Regions from separate parts of the Homo sapiens genome. Here region 1 is linked to region 2. A link is a loop called in an ENCODE intact Hi-C map of the cell type or tissue named here. Cell type or tissue: lower lobe of right lung. All regions are shown on one strand. Links, peaks and the distances in the headings refer to the core of each region. The heading gives the core; the rest is flanking DNA.

The links. Hi-C counts contacts between places; a loop is a spot of excess contacts. Peaks named below come from ENCODE experiments on the same cell type or tissue, not always from the same donor. Only the 100,000 strongest peaks of a DNase experiment are listed, where the experiment ranks them.
Region 1: it touches region 2 in a loop (5-fold over the local background); 1 of 110 quality-filtered maps calls a loop at or near these places.

The regions. Positions count from the first base shown.
Region 1 is chr5:20,058,744-20,065,125 of GRCh38, forward strand. It overlaps a transcript of CDH18 not described here. Among named protein-coding and RNA genes, the nearest start is that of CDH18, 74 kb to the left of the region's middle. In lower lobe of right lung, for the core only: no CTCF peak of the experiment used is centred there; no DNase peak of the experiment used is centred there.
Region 2 is chr5:19,984,321-19,990,702 of GRCh38, forward strand. CDH18 (cadherin 18) reads right to left here and starts at 3,880. Exons shown (of 13, transcript NM_004934.5): 1 at 3,766-3,880. In lower lobe of right lung, for the core only: no CTCF peak of the experiment used is centred there; a DNase peak (open chromatin) is centred at 3,941.

The DNA.
Region 1 (6,382 bases), core at 2,452-4,951, 74 kb after region 2:
CATTAGCTTTTATAAGGGTACCAACCTTATTTGTATAACTGAAAAATATAACATGGCAAACTCCAGTTTACAGTATCATCAACTAATATACCCTAGATGACAGTTGCAGTTCTAATTACTATTAAGCTGGCCCAGTTGGAACTAGTAAATTTTCAGGATTCTGGTAGAATTCGGCTGTGAATCCGTCTGGTCCTGGGCTTTTTTTGGTTGGTAAGCTATTAATTACTGCCTCAATTTCAGAACTTGTTATTGGTCTATTCAGGGATTGTTATTGATCTATTCAGGAATTTGACTTCTTCCTGGTTTAGTCTTGGGAGGGTGTATGCGTCCAGGAATTTATCCATTTCTTCTAGATTTTCCAGTTTATTTGGGTAGAAGTGTTTATAGTATTCTCTGATGGTAGTTTTTATTTCTGTGGGATTGGTGGTGATATCCCCTTTATCGTTTTTTATTGTGTCTATTTGATTCTTCTCTCTTTTCTTCTTTATTAGTCTGGCTAGCGGTGTGTCTATTTTGTTAATCTTTTTAAAAAACCAGCTCCTGGATTCATGGATTTTTTGAAGGGTTTTGCGTGTCTCTGCCTCCTTCAGTTCTGCTCTGATCTGTTATTTCTTGTCTTGTGCTATCCTTTGAATTTGTTTGCCCTTGCCTCTCTAGTTCTTTTAATTGTGATGTTAGGGTATCAATTTTAGATCTTTCCTGCTTTCTCCTGTGGGCATTTAGTGCTATAAATTTCCCTCTAAACACTGCTTTAGTTGTCTCAGAGATTCTGTTACATTGTGTCTTTGTTCTCATTGGTTTGACAGTGTGGCAATTCCTCAAGGATCTAGAACCAGAAATACCATTTGAACCCATAATCTTATTACTGGGCATATACACAAAAGATTATAAATCATTCTACTATAAAGATACATGCACACGTATGTTTATTGCAGCACTGTTCACAATAGCAAAGACTTGGAACCAACCAAAATGCCCATCAGTGACTGGATATCCATTAGACTGGATAAAGAGAATGTGACACATATACACCATGGATTACTATGCAGCTATAAAAAAGAATGAGTTTATGTCCTTTGCAGGGACATGGATGTAGCTGGAAACCATCATTTTCAGTAAACTAACATAGGAACAGAAAACCAAACACCACATGTTCTCATTCATAAGTGGGAGTTGAGCAATGAGAACACATGGACACAGGGAGGGGAACATCACACACTGGGGCTTGTCGGGGGCTGGGGGGCTAGGGGAGGGATAGCATTAGAAGAAATACCTAATGTAGATGGTGGATTGATGGGTGTAGCAAACCACCATGGCACGTGTATACTTGTGTAACAAACGTGCACATTCTGCACATATATCCCACAAGTTAAAATATAATAAAAAAAACTTATTAGAACTCATATCATGAACCAAAAAATCACATTTAAAAGAATATAGGCGGAGCGTGGTGACTCATGCCTGTAATCCCAGCACCTTGGGAGGCCGAGGTGGGCAGATCACCTGAGGTCAGGAGTTCGGGACCAGCCTAGCCAACATGATGAAACCCCGTCTCTACTAAAAATGCAAAAATCAGCCCAGCATGGTAGGGCATGTGTGTATACCAGCTACTCAGGAGGCTGAGGAAGGAGAATCGCTTGAAGCCAGGAGGCAGAGGTTGCAGTGAGCCAAGATTGCGCCACTGCACTCCAGCCTGGGTGACAAAGCGAGATTCTGTCTCAAAAAAAGAAAAAAAAAGAATGTAAATAAAGATCAGATTGGTATCTTTAAATAATGATTGTTTAGTTACACAAATCTACTTGTTTGTGCTATAACATTTTTCACACTAACTTTGAAATTGAAAAATATTATGAATATGCATGATAAAAATGTGAGCCCCGTGTAGGCAAGCATACATAATTTAGTAGAAGGCAATAGTTTAAAAAATATTATAATGTTATATTTGAAATTAAATTGTCCTTTTTAATGCAAATAAAAATACAGTATTCTACTTAAACTTGCATCAAACAGAGAATTACATTCAACTACCTGTGCCCAATTCTATATAAGTGAAGGCAACCGAAATATTATTCATCATACTATTTAAAAATATATAATAAATGGCTCTGAAAGAAAACAACAATTTTCTAGAAAACCTGCTTTTTATATGATTGACACAAATGATATTTTTCCTAAAGGATATTTTGTCCTGATAACATGATGCAAGAAAAAAAAAAGATGCTTCAAAATAGAAAGCTGATTTCTATTTGTCAGAGATTCAATACTTAGGAAAGCAATTATTTGGCTATTTTATACACGCAAATAATTCTGAGAAATATACTATATATGATCAGTTTGAATTTATTATTTTGTTTCTCATTAAGTTTTATACACTCTGTGAAGGAGAATTACTTCTGAAAATTTTAGAAAAGATTTACCTATATATCTCCCACAATACCATTTCTCAGGTAGGATAAAAGTAGTCCTATAACGAATCCTTAAATAAAAAACTAGTAAATTTCATAAAAATATTAAGAACTCCACAAAAATTATTTAGAAATAAATAATGAAAATAAATACATATAAACACAATTAGAAATGAATATAATTAATTTTATTAAAATCCACAAAGTATAATTCCTTTCAACTTAAAATTACAGAATATTTACTGAATACACATTGACCAAATTAAGCATTAAAGTAACAATTCCACCTTCCATACACACGTCGTGGCTGTGACTGCTCATTTATTTTAATTTTAGATGTATAAATAATTAGATTTAAAGGTAGCCTTCTTAAATGAACTTGTTTGATGTACATGCAGTAAAATATTTGAGTAAATGTTTGCCAAATATTAGCACACTTTATTAGTGGCAATAGTGGGATTATTTGCCTGTATTACTAAAATTGTTAAAAAGAATATGTATATAAGGTTGTATTTAAAGCCAAATAATAAGACTATAGGTAAAAATATTAGCATTCAGTTAAAATAGTGGAATGACTTATCCACATCCATCTTACAAAGTGAAAAATTAACCATAGCATTGCTTTAATAAGTAATCATCTGGCTGTTAAACAAAGTCTACCTTTGAAAGTGAATGTCCCATTTATTCTTTCCTTTTAGTTTAATATGAACTCCAGAAAAGCATCTTAGAGATCATGTCCTGACTTAGCCCTTGAAGTGGTCAGGAATCAACGACAATTATCAACACTTCCATGGCCCTCATTGCATGTCACACACTGTCCTAAGTGCATTACTGAATGTTCACTGATTTACTGATTTAATCCTCACAATGACACAATGGTGAAGGCATTGTTATTTTCCATATTACACATTTGAAAAACAGGCCTGGAGGGGCTCAGTAAATACCCTAAAATCATACAACTTGAGAAAAGTAAACTAATCTTTAAGCCCAGAATTATTATTATTATTATTATTATTATTATTATTATTGAGACAGTCTTGCTGTGTTACTCAGGCTGGAGTACAGTGGCAGAATCTTGGCTCACTGCTACCTCTGTCTCCCAGGTTCAATGATTCTCCTGCCTCAGACTTCTGAGTAACTGGGACTATAGGCATGTGCCATCATGCCTGGGCTACTTGTATTTTTAGCAGACATGGGGTTTCACCATGTTGGCCCGGATGGTCTTGAACATCTGACCTCAAGTGATCCACCCACCTCGACCTCCCAAAGTGCTGGATGGAATCAGTTCTCTTTAATTGCTACCCAAAACAAATACAGCAGCATCCTGAGTGCTGCCTTAGAAAACACTCAAAGCAATAGTACAGTATTCACCTTCATAGATGATGATAACAGATTGCTTCATCAAGGTATTTTATTATGCATGATAACCAGCATGAGAACATTTCTCTACTGAACTGTCTTATAAGCTAATGGAGATGGCACTGATTTTTTTCTAGATTAACCAAATGAGCCTTTACTGACTTGGGAACAACTGTCAAAAGAGAGAAAGAAGTTTTGCATCGCTCTTCTATTATCTTAAACAATTAGAATACAAAAGGAAATGTTAGACACATCTACACATCAAAAATTATTTTAAATAAATTAAATTTAGGACTGAATGCTTAGGTCAGTCCTTTTCAAGCTATAACATAATAGCTAAGAACATTCCAGAAGGAAATGCACAAGCAATAAATGTTCTCAATTTATTGTTGTAAATTATTCTTCATTTAAACCTCATTCTAAATTTATATTTATGTAATATAATGTACATTGCATTTAGTCCAATATGCTTCTTTTTTCTTTCTTTTTTTTTTTTTTTGAGACAGAGTCTTGGTCTGTCACCCAGGCTGGGGTACACCAATATGCTTCTTATAGAAATAAAAATAATTATGTCTTTGATCAAATACTTTTTGACTATCAAATGTTTTGGCCTATTTTTCAACAATTATTAGTTTCTTGTGATTTTTTTATTTATGAATTTTTTCACTAGGATATAATTGAATCAGCTTATAAATTTCATGGAGAAGTATTTTATAAAATATCCATACAATTACCACAGAAAAGTATTATTCCCAGTACCTTAACACTAATAAAAATAAAACTATAAGCCACTGTACTATACTTTTTAATTTATTAAATTAAATAAATTTATTATAAATGATTTTATGAATCTTATAAACTCTGCATTTCAAGAATTAACAGTTTTGGGAAATTGTAGGTCTTCACTGTGTATGCATTATTTATGTGCATCCCCATTTATTTACCATTATCTTGTATCATAGCAATCCCAAAGAATCAACATTGCACCCTGGTCCACACAGTAGAAAAAAAATTTGCTTGAGTCACATTGGGTATTGACAAACATCACATTTTGCTAGTAAGCAATCAACCTTCAGAAATTGTAATCAGTTGTTTAATATCCCCCTTAGCTGAAAAGTCCCTTTGACCATTCAAAGATGCCTTTCAAACATTTAAATCATATTGGTTAATCTGAGTACCAGGCACTGTCTTGAGGCCATACACTAAACAAGACACTAAATGTTCCTTTTTCAACAAGACCTAGACATTCTATTCCTAAATATCTTTAGATATAAATGTACCAACCTTATACTTTTCACTGTATCTGCCACAACTAGCATGGAGCTAGCCCCAAACAAGCACTGAATAAATGTTGTCTGGACACTCGTCTGTCTTCACAATTTGACACCATTGTGCTCGGGGAAACAACTGCTACTTAACAGTAAGTTTAGTGTTCAGCACACAGTTATATAAGATCAATAAATATTCACAATGAACTAAAAGCATGTTTTAAGAATGCATATGATTTATTTGTGTTGTTCCTTATGTTGTATTGTAATTTGTTATATTTTATACTCCAGAACAATTATCTATTAATGGAATAATATATTTACAATTTAAGAGTATCTTTAATGTGTTATTATGAAAACAAAAACAATCTGCTATCAGTTAAAATTTTCTCTAAAGTCTTAGCAAACACACTGCACATCAAATGGCAGTGACAAATAATCTCTGGGCTCTGTAAATGGAAAACACCATGGTTGAAAGTTAGCTATTTGATTTAGGATGCAACATAAAAGCCTGATGACATTTTCCCTGTTTTATACACAGACAAACTGAAGAGCAAAAGATGAATTGACTTTATCAAGAAAAATTGGCAAATAAAATGGCTCGTCACTGTGATTTATCTTGGTTCTTGTTTCTTGCTCTTAATCAGGGGCTGTTTTGGAAGCCAAGTGTTAGCTTCTTTGTGGAATGATGTGTTTCAACAACCCCAATTTCTTTTATTATGATTAGAAATACATTTTATCTCATTTTAAAATTGCTGTATGATTTTATTTGTGTGTTTACAGATAATGTATTTGACTGAGTTTATAAGTTTTGTTGTTGGACTTTTCAGATACCTATAGGTGACATGGTGCTTAGCTGAAGGCCTTGCTTCTTTTGCTTCACAGAAGGTTTATAGATATGTGACCTTACCAATTAAACGCCGATTCTCGGTTTTCAACAGAACTTCTATTGAAAGTTAAACAGAACAGTATTAAACAGAACAGTGTCTTCAGTGAAGACACTGAACATGCTCAGCTTACTGCATTGGGCTGCTGTGTGAAACAATTGAGATAATGCCCTTGAAAATATGTTTGCAAGATATGAAATTCTCTACAAAGTACAGGACCACATATAATAGAAATATTATTCTTATATGTTTATATAAGTAAGTTTGATATACATTAACTTTATCACTGGGAGTAAGTTTCTCATGCACCAGTTCTGTATTTTTTGGTCTTTGTGATTAATTTTCCTAAACTGTTAAAATAACAGTTTATTGTCCCAGCTACCCCTACGATGCTTTCTCTCTTCTTGCAGGTTTATGACTGCCCAGCTTTCATCAGAGTGTTAGGGAAACTTATTGATATATT
Region 2 (6,382 bases), core at 2,553-5,052:
TCTCAAGTCACATTCTATGTTTTATATGTCTACATTTTTATAATAAATTTTAAATGTGGATAATATGAGGAAGGATGGAAATAAGAAAAAAATTGAGGTGTATTCATAATCTTAAATTACATATTTCAAATTTTAGATTTGAAAATATTAGAAATTTAGATGTTCACTTTCATCCATGAAAATAATATAGCAGAGAATATTAACCTTTCTTGTAGATGATTTTTAACCACGCTAGAATAACTGAAAGACTCAGCATGCTTAATCCATTTTAATCAGACAAATCATCAAAGACACTGAATCTATGATAATTTACCAACATTAGTGTAGACCTTTACAAATTGTAAGCCAGTATAAAACCTTGTATATTGGGTTTTTACACCTATTATCATCACCTTTTATGGATAAAGAAAATGGCCTACAGATCAGACACGCATGATGCGTTAATCCATGTCAGTATGCACCCTCTGCCATGTCTTCAAATCATTAAGCTCAGTTCTTTTCCATTGTGCTACACATCAGCACTTGTCTAAAACTGTACCTTTTAAATCAAACTGTTCTCATTTTACTTCTGGAGGCTTTAAACACTAGAAACTACTCCAAGCATATAGAATAACCAGAGTGAATGCTCCCTCCCTACAACCCACACATATACAAACTCCCAAAATATAATAGTAGAAGCAATTATAGAGAAGAACCAGTATCTTTATTTATTTATTATTTATATTAAAGGATCATCTGAAGAAAATTAAAGTGAAATTTGTCTTCAACCTCAACATTTATACTATCTCTCAGTTTTCATTTCCTTTTGTCCCAAAAATGTTAGCATATGATAATATAGCCCTCGTCTCTCAGTTTACTGGCAAGATCTTCCACAGTACTGTGTTAGGGATCTAGTAAAACACCTACCAATTGAAAACCATTCATTATCAAAGCAAAAGGAGGGGATTTATCTGTAGAGCATCCAAACTGGACTGGGCAGTTGCCTACTCAAACAGCATATGCATGAACTTTTTTCTATATACATCCTTTGGTTTGGCTTAGAGCAGTGGTTCCCACTGAGTGGTTCTCAAAATTGCATTGAGAACCACTGCTCAAAATTGCTCTAAGCAGTGGTTCTCAATGTAATTTTGCATCCTCCCCAGGGGATAGTTAACAATGTCTAACAATGTATAGAGAGATTTTTTTATTGACACAAGTTGGAGGTGCTACTACTGGGATCTAGTGGGTAGAGAATAGGTATGCTACTAAGGAGCCTACAATACACAGAAAAGTCCCCCAGGAGAATGATAGAGCTCACAATACCAACAGCACCAAGGTTAAGAAGGCCTAATCTAAAATGCAGTATTATAGATATGTATAATGCAAGTATAATGAAGTCATACAATTAAGCACATGAGGGCCTAAAGTTCTGTACTTAATTAAAAAAAAAAGAAAGACAAAGAACACCATATACATGCTTTGTCTTTAATGTCTCAATCTCTCTCATTCTTCACTAGACTTCACTGTGTCAGATATATGGATTCAAAAGAAGTAAGTTTTTCCTGGTCAATAAGTTCAATATGTTTTATCCTAGCTTGGTTGAAGTGTTACATGCATGTTTAGAGTCTGAAAGACAGTTAAGTCAGGTTGCAGATACTTAAGGTATACTTCTGTGCAATAAGTTAAATACAGAGCTGTTGGGACCCAAAAACTTGCAAACATGTGGTTTGTATTCATCAGACTGCAAAAATCAATGCAAAGCATAATAATGCTATTTATATCAGCCAATGGGACAAAAAGTACTTTATATTTATAGCAGCTTTCATCTAAATAATTTATAAAGTTGGAATAAATGACTCATATATTCTCACAAGTCCACTATATCTATTTGAAATCAGTCATTGAGAGGAATAATAATTTCCAGATTGCACAATGTATGGACTTCATTCTAGCACCGGGTGCTATTGCTCATACTTGTGACTGCTATAGCTAATTATAATCAGTCTGCACTGGATACAGTTACAGCTAGAGTTTCCTGCCACTCACTGTCCTTCTACTATTATATTCTCCTTTGCTATTGGGTTATCTTCAGCTGGGCATTTCTGTTGCATGTATAATAGCCAATGCTCATTTTCTACCTCCCATTGTTTTCAGAGAGGCAATCAATCTTGACCATTGGTATCAGTTCCTTTTTGTTTGTTTGGTTGGTTTTTTAAGTTGGCTATCTCTGAGAAAAAGCATCAGAAGTATAGTTCATAAAATACTCACCAAGGTGCACTAAGTGAATGTCTTCTAGGGGAAGTGCATCAGTTGACCTATACCAGGTCAATTTATTATTAAGATATCCAGAATTAAATAAACAACAGGAGGCTTGAGGGCAACTGCAATCATAATAGGTGATAGCACCAGAGTGTTACACAATGGAACTCATTATCTACGAGTATCACATCCTATCTTCTTCCTCCCACATCCCAACAAGGTATATGTAAGATCTAGGCTGGACCTCAAACTCCTGATTTAGAATTAAGCATTTTCTCTGGTAAGACAAATACACTAAAATAAAAAAGAACAATTATTGCAGGAGCAAAGTCCCCTGCTTTGAAAAATCTGTGGGTGATCCCAGAGTGAAAAATAAAGGTTTGAAAACACAGTCAGAGCCTGTAGTTAGTTTTTTTGGCTGCATAACAAAATCTTCCTCTGATCTGTCTCTCGGCTCAAAGCAGTGATGCCATCACCTGAGCAAACCGAAAACCATAATACTTTTAGCTAAGATTTTTATTTTATTTTTTCTTGACTTCCAACAGGAAAAAAGCAAGGAACATTTATTCTTGACTACAACATTAAATGCAATGAGACATTGAAATAAAAATATTTTAATAGCCCTAGCTAATAAAATTCTATTTTTTCACCTGTTACATATGAGAGGTTTGCCTAGAGCCACATCTGTACAGACAACACACACACACACACACACACACACACACACACACGCATAAGGCATAATTTACCTTGTTTTGCAGACATAAAAATCAAGACAAAATAATAGTTACTTCCACACTAAAACAAGAAGTTAAGAAAAAGAAATGAATGAGAGTTAACAAACATAAATAAAGTGTGTTGCTGATCACAGGAGCCTACCTAATTTCTTTTCATGCATCATTTATAAGTGCCCTTTAAAAGAAGCAAAAGTTTCATCTTAAGCTTTAATAAGCATTTAAGGCAGGGATTCGTGGGAAGAAAAAAAAAAAGAATGAAAGAATATAAATGAGGCTTGTCCTGCTGCAGTTTCAGTGCTCAGAAATCACGTAATTTTAGAGGATACTGGAAAGGCAATAATTAAAAAAAGCACTATCGAAAATTCAATTTCAGTGCCCCTGTTTCTATTCTGACCATGCGTCCCCTCACTTTTACAGATAGACATAAATGACAGCTTATACTGATGCCATCATTATTGCAATGTGCCTTGCAGAGTATTCTTCCAACTTCTTCAGGGAAGACAACAGCACAGGCACAGATAAACATAAACAGACACGCAGCTGGATTCTGAGACTCGCATTCGATAGGCTCTATGGCAGCATTCCTGCATAAGAAAATTCAAATGTATACCAGCGATAAGGCAGCCTGCATTAGCTACAACTTTCCCCTCAGCCCTCGATCCTGTGAAACCCATCGGAGATGAAGATTTCACCCAATATTGCTTTGACTCAGAACTGGGTAAAGCAGCCCCGCTGTACACAAAAATATTCATGTCACTAGAGAGTAAAGTGTCATTTATTGAAGCCTTACCTTGGCGGACTTGCCCTAACTGGTGGAAAGGAACTTAATTTATAAGAAGCAAAGAGAGGGGACTTTCCCAGAGCTCTGGGCACAGCTGCTCGCCGTCCTCGGAAAGCCCAGACTCAGGCTCCGCGCACCTCGAGCCCTGGGCTCCGAGGCTGGGTCTCTGCAGCTCCCGAGCGCGCCTCTGATTGGCTGGCGGCGCCTGTCTGCCTGATGCTGCGCTCTCCCGGTCTCTCCTCCTTCCTCTTCTCCCTGGCTCTCCTCTCCGCGGCTCCTTTCCCTTCTGCCTCCTTCTCCCCCCCAACCCCCCACCGTGCATACTTTTGGGGCTGCACAAATTCCACAGCAAGCAAAACGGACACCCTTTAACCCCCTCAGCAAGGTCATGTAGAAAACAATTCAGCGCATACTACTACTCCTAAATAAAATCCCTGATCCAACGGCATCATCTTGGGTACCAGATTTCTTGAAAAATGACGGCCAGGACTCCGTGACAGTTTAGACCATCAATTCTCTGCGGGGGAGGGGAAACTGGGGAGCGAGAGGGGTTTGACTGTCAGATGGAGTGGGAGTAGCCACCGGGAGGGACCCAGGAAATAAGGCAGGGCAGGCGCTGATGTGGCAAGCTGGTAATAAATTTTCATATTCCCGTGCAAAGTCGTCACAGCCTGCTAAACATTCAACTGCTGGCTCATTCATCAGTGATCCATAGTCCAGTGGTAGCCATGAGATTTCGCTTGAGTGATGTCCTTTAACGCCTTCACCCAAAGTACTCAAGGTATGGAGGGTTTATATCAGACAGAGCTTCCCCTTGGAGGTCAGCATTTATATTTGTGAAGACGAATAGAAGCTGTGATGCTTTTCCAACCCCCTTTGATTGTGCCAGGAAACCTACACACACACAAACTTCTCACCTCTTATCACTCCAGAATAAATTAAATCGATTTGCAATGTACATAGCTTTTGATAACAGGGATTTAAGGTCTGATGGGCTGCATTCAAAATTGATCTGGACAGCTGAAATAACTTTAGTACTTTCTCCCCGCACGAAGTCACCCACACTCACCCATTGAGCACATCAAGCATCCTTATTTAAAGTAAACAAGTGTAGGAGTTTATCTAAATTGAATGACTAGTCTAAGGGCCCCTTGGCAGATATAATAAGAATTGTACAAGACCCTCCATCATTGCAAACACTAAGAGAAAGATATTACTTTTTCTGCTTAGTTGATAAAACTACAAATGCCCAGGTTCAGAATGTTAAAGGAACAAGGACTTAAGACTAAGAGAGGTAGAGTGATAGGGTGTACAAGCTCTAAAGGCAAGAAGACGTGGATTCAAATCACGGCTGGGACATACCTTTACATGTGAACCTGTGTAAGCTTTTACCCTTCTCTGAGCCTCAGGAGGCCACTCTAAAACCTGGAAGGCAATCCTCACTTTAGCAGGTCTCTGTGAAGATTTAAAAAATCTGTATCCTTGTACAAACTTATGATAAACTTTTGTTAAAGGTTGTATAATTTCTAATTACTCCCCTCTTTTCTTCTTCCCTGAGAAAGATCAAAGAGGTTGAAAAGATAAGGTAAGTTGTATTTCTTGGAAGTTTCTTGGGTCTGAGAGTGAATGTTTGAATCGGCTAAAGTTATATTTGACTATTTTGCTTGAGTGATGTGAAATGTGGAAGGATTTAATTTGATTTAGCTTTCGGAAAGACTAAACAAACCAACAGGAGCAATGAGGTAGAACAGGAATTGAATTATTTCTAATTGGGAAGGAATTGCACATTTCAGTGTTCTGTTGCTCTTAAGGAAGATGTTAGAAGTCAATTAGAATTTGGAAATTTCCAAAATTTAAACTTTTAGAAAAAAGTGGAACGGAAACAGCAGCATCAAGATAATATGCCAGTATTATATTGCGCATTATATATTCTTTATTATGCAGCTACTGTTTTAAATGAGGGATTCTCCTTGTGTAGTGTCCAGACACAAATTCTTAATTTATTTTTGTTTATTGAAAGAGGTATGAGAGAATACATTTCCAATCTTTCTATGTTGATGAAGCCCTGAGTGCCCAAAGAAAGAAATAGCTATGAAAAATAAAAGGGATAGAAAAAGAAACTTTAAGTCTGTAAGAGGTCCTATAGTTTAATTGTTAAAATTCACGTTATGACATTCTCTAGAAAACCCTAACTCTGTTTATTTGACTGCCTCTAGTTGAATGAAATAAAATGTTTGTTTGCCAGCTTGCTACTGAAGCAGTGGCTGAGACACAAGCAATGAGCATCTTAGGGATACACTTCAAAACAAAACCTGTTTTTGCTGGCCTTCCTTGGTGGTTTTCCCTGGATAAGACTGTAATAAGTGCATCCAGTGGACAGTCATAATGGAAGTCAACAGGCACTTGCTCCTCAGTGCAACGACATGCAGAGGGAATTGTCAATACTGCCAACCAATACAATCCATTTCTAGAGAAAGAATTCATTCATCAAGGAAGGATTTGTATCTATGAAGCCACACTCTTGGAATAAGGGCTCTAGATTCTCCACAATCCCAATGATGCATACACACTGGGTTTAAATGGCTTCTGGAGTTTGACATTCTGAAACTGTGCCAATTTTCCCTAG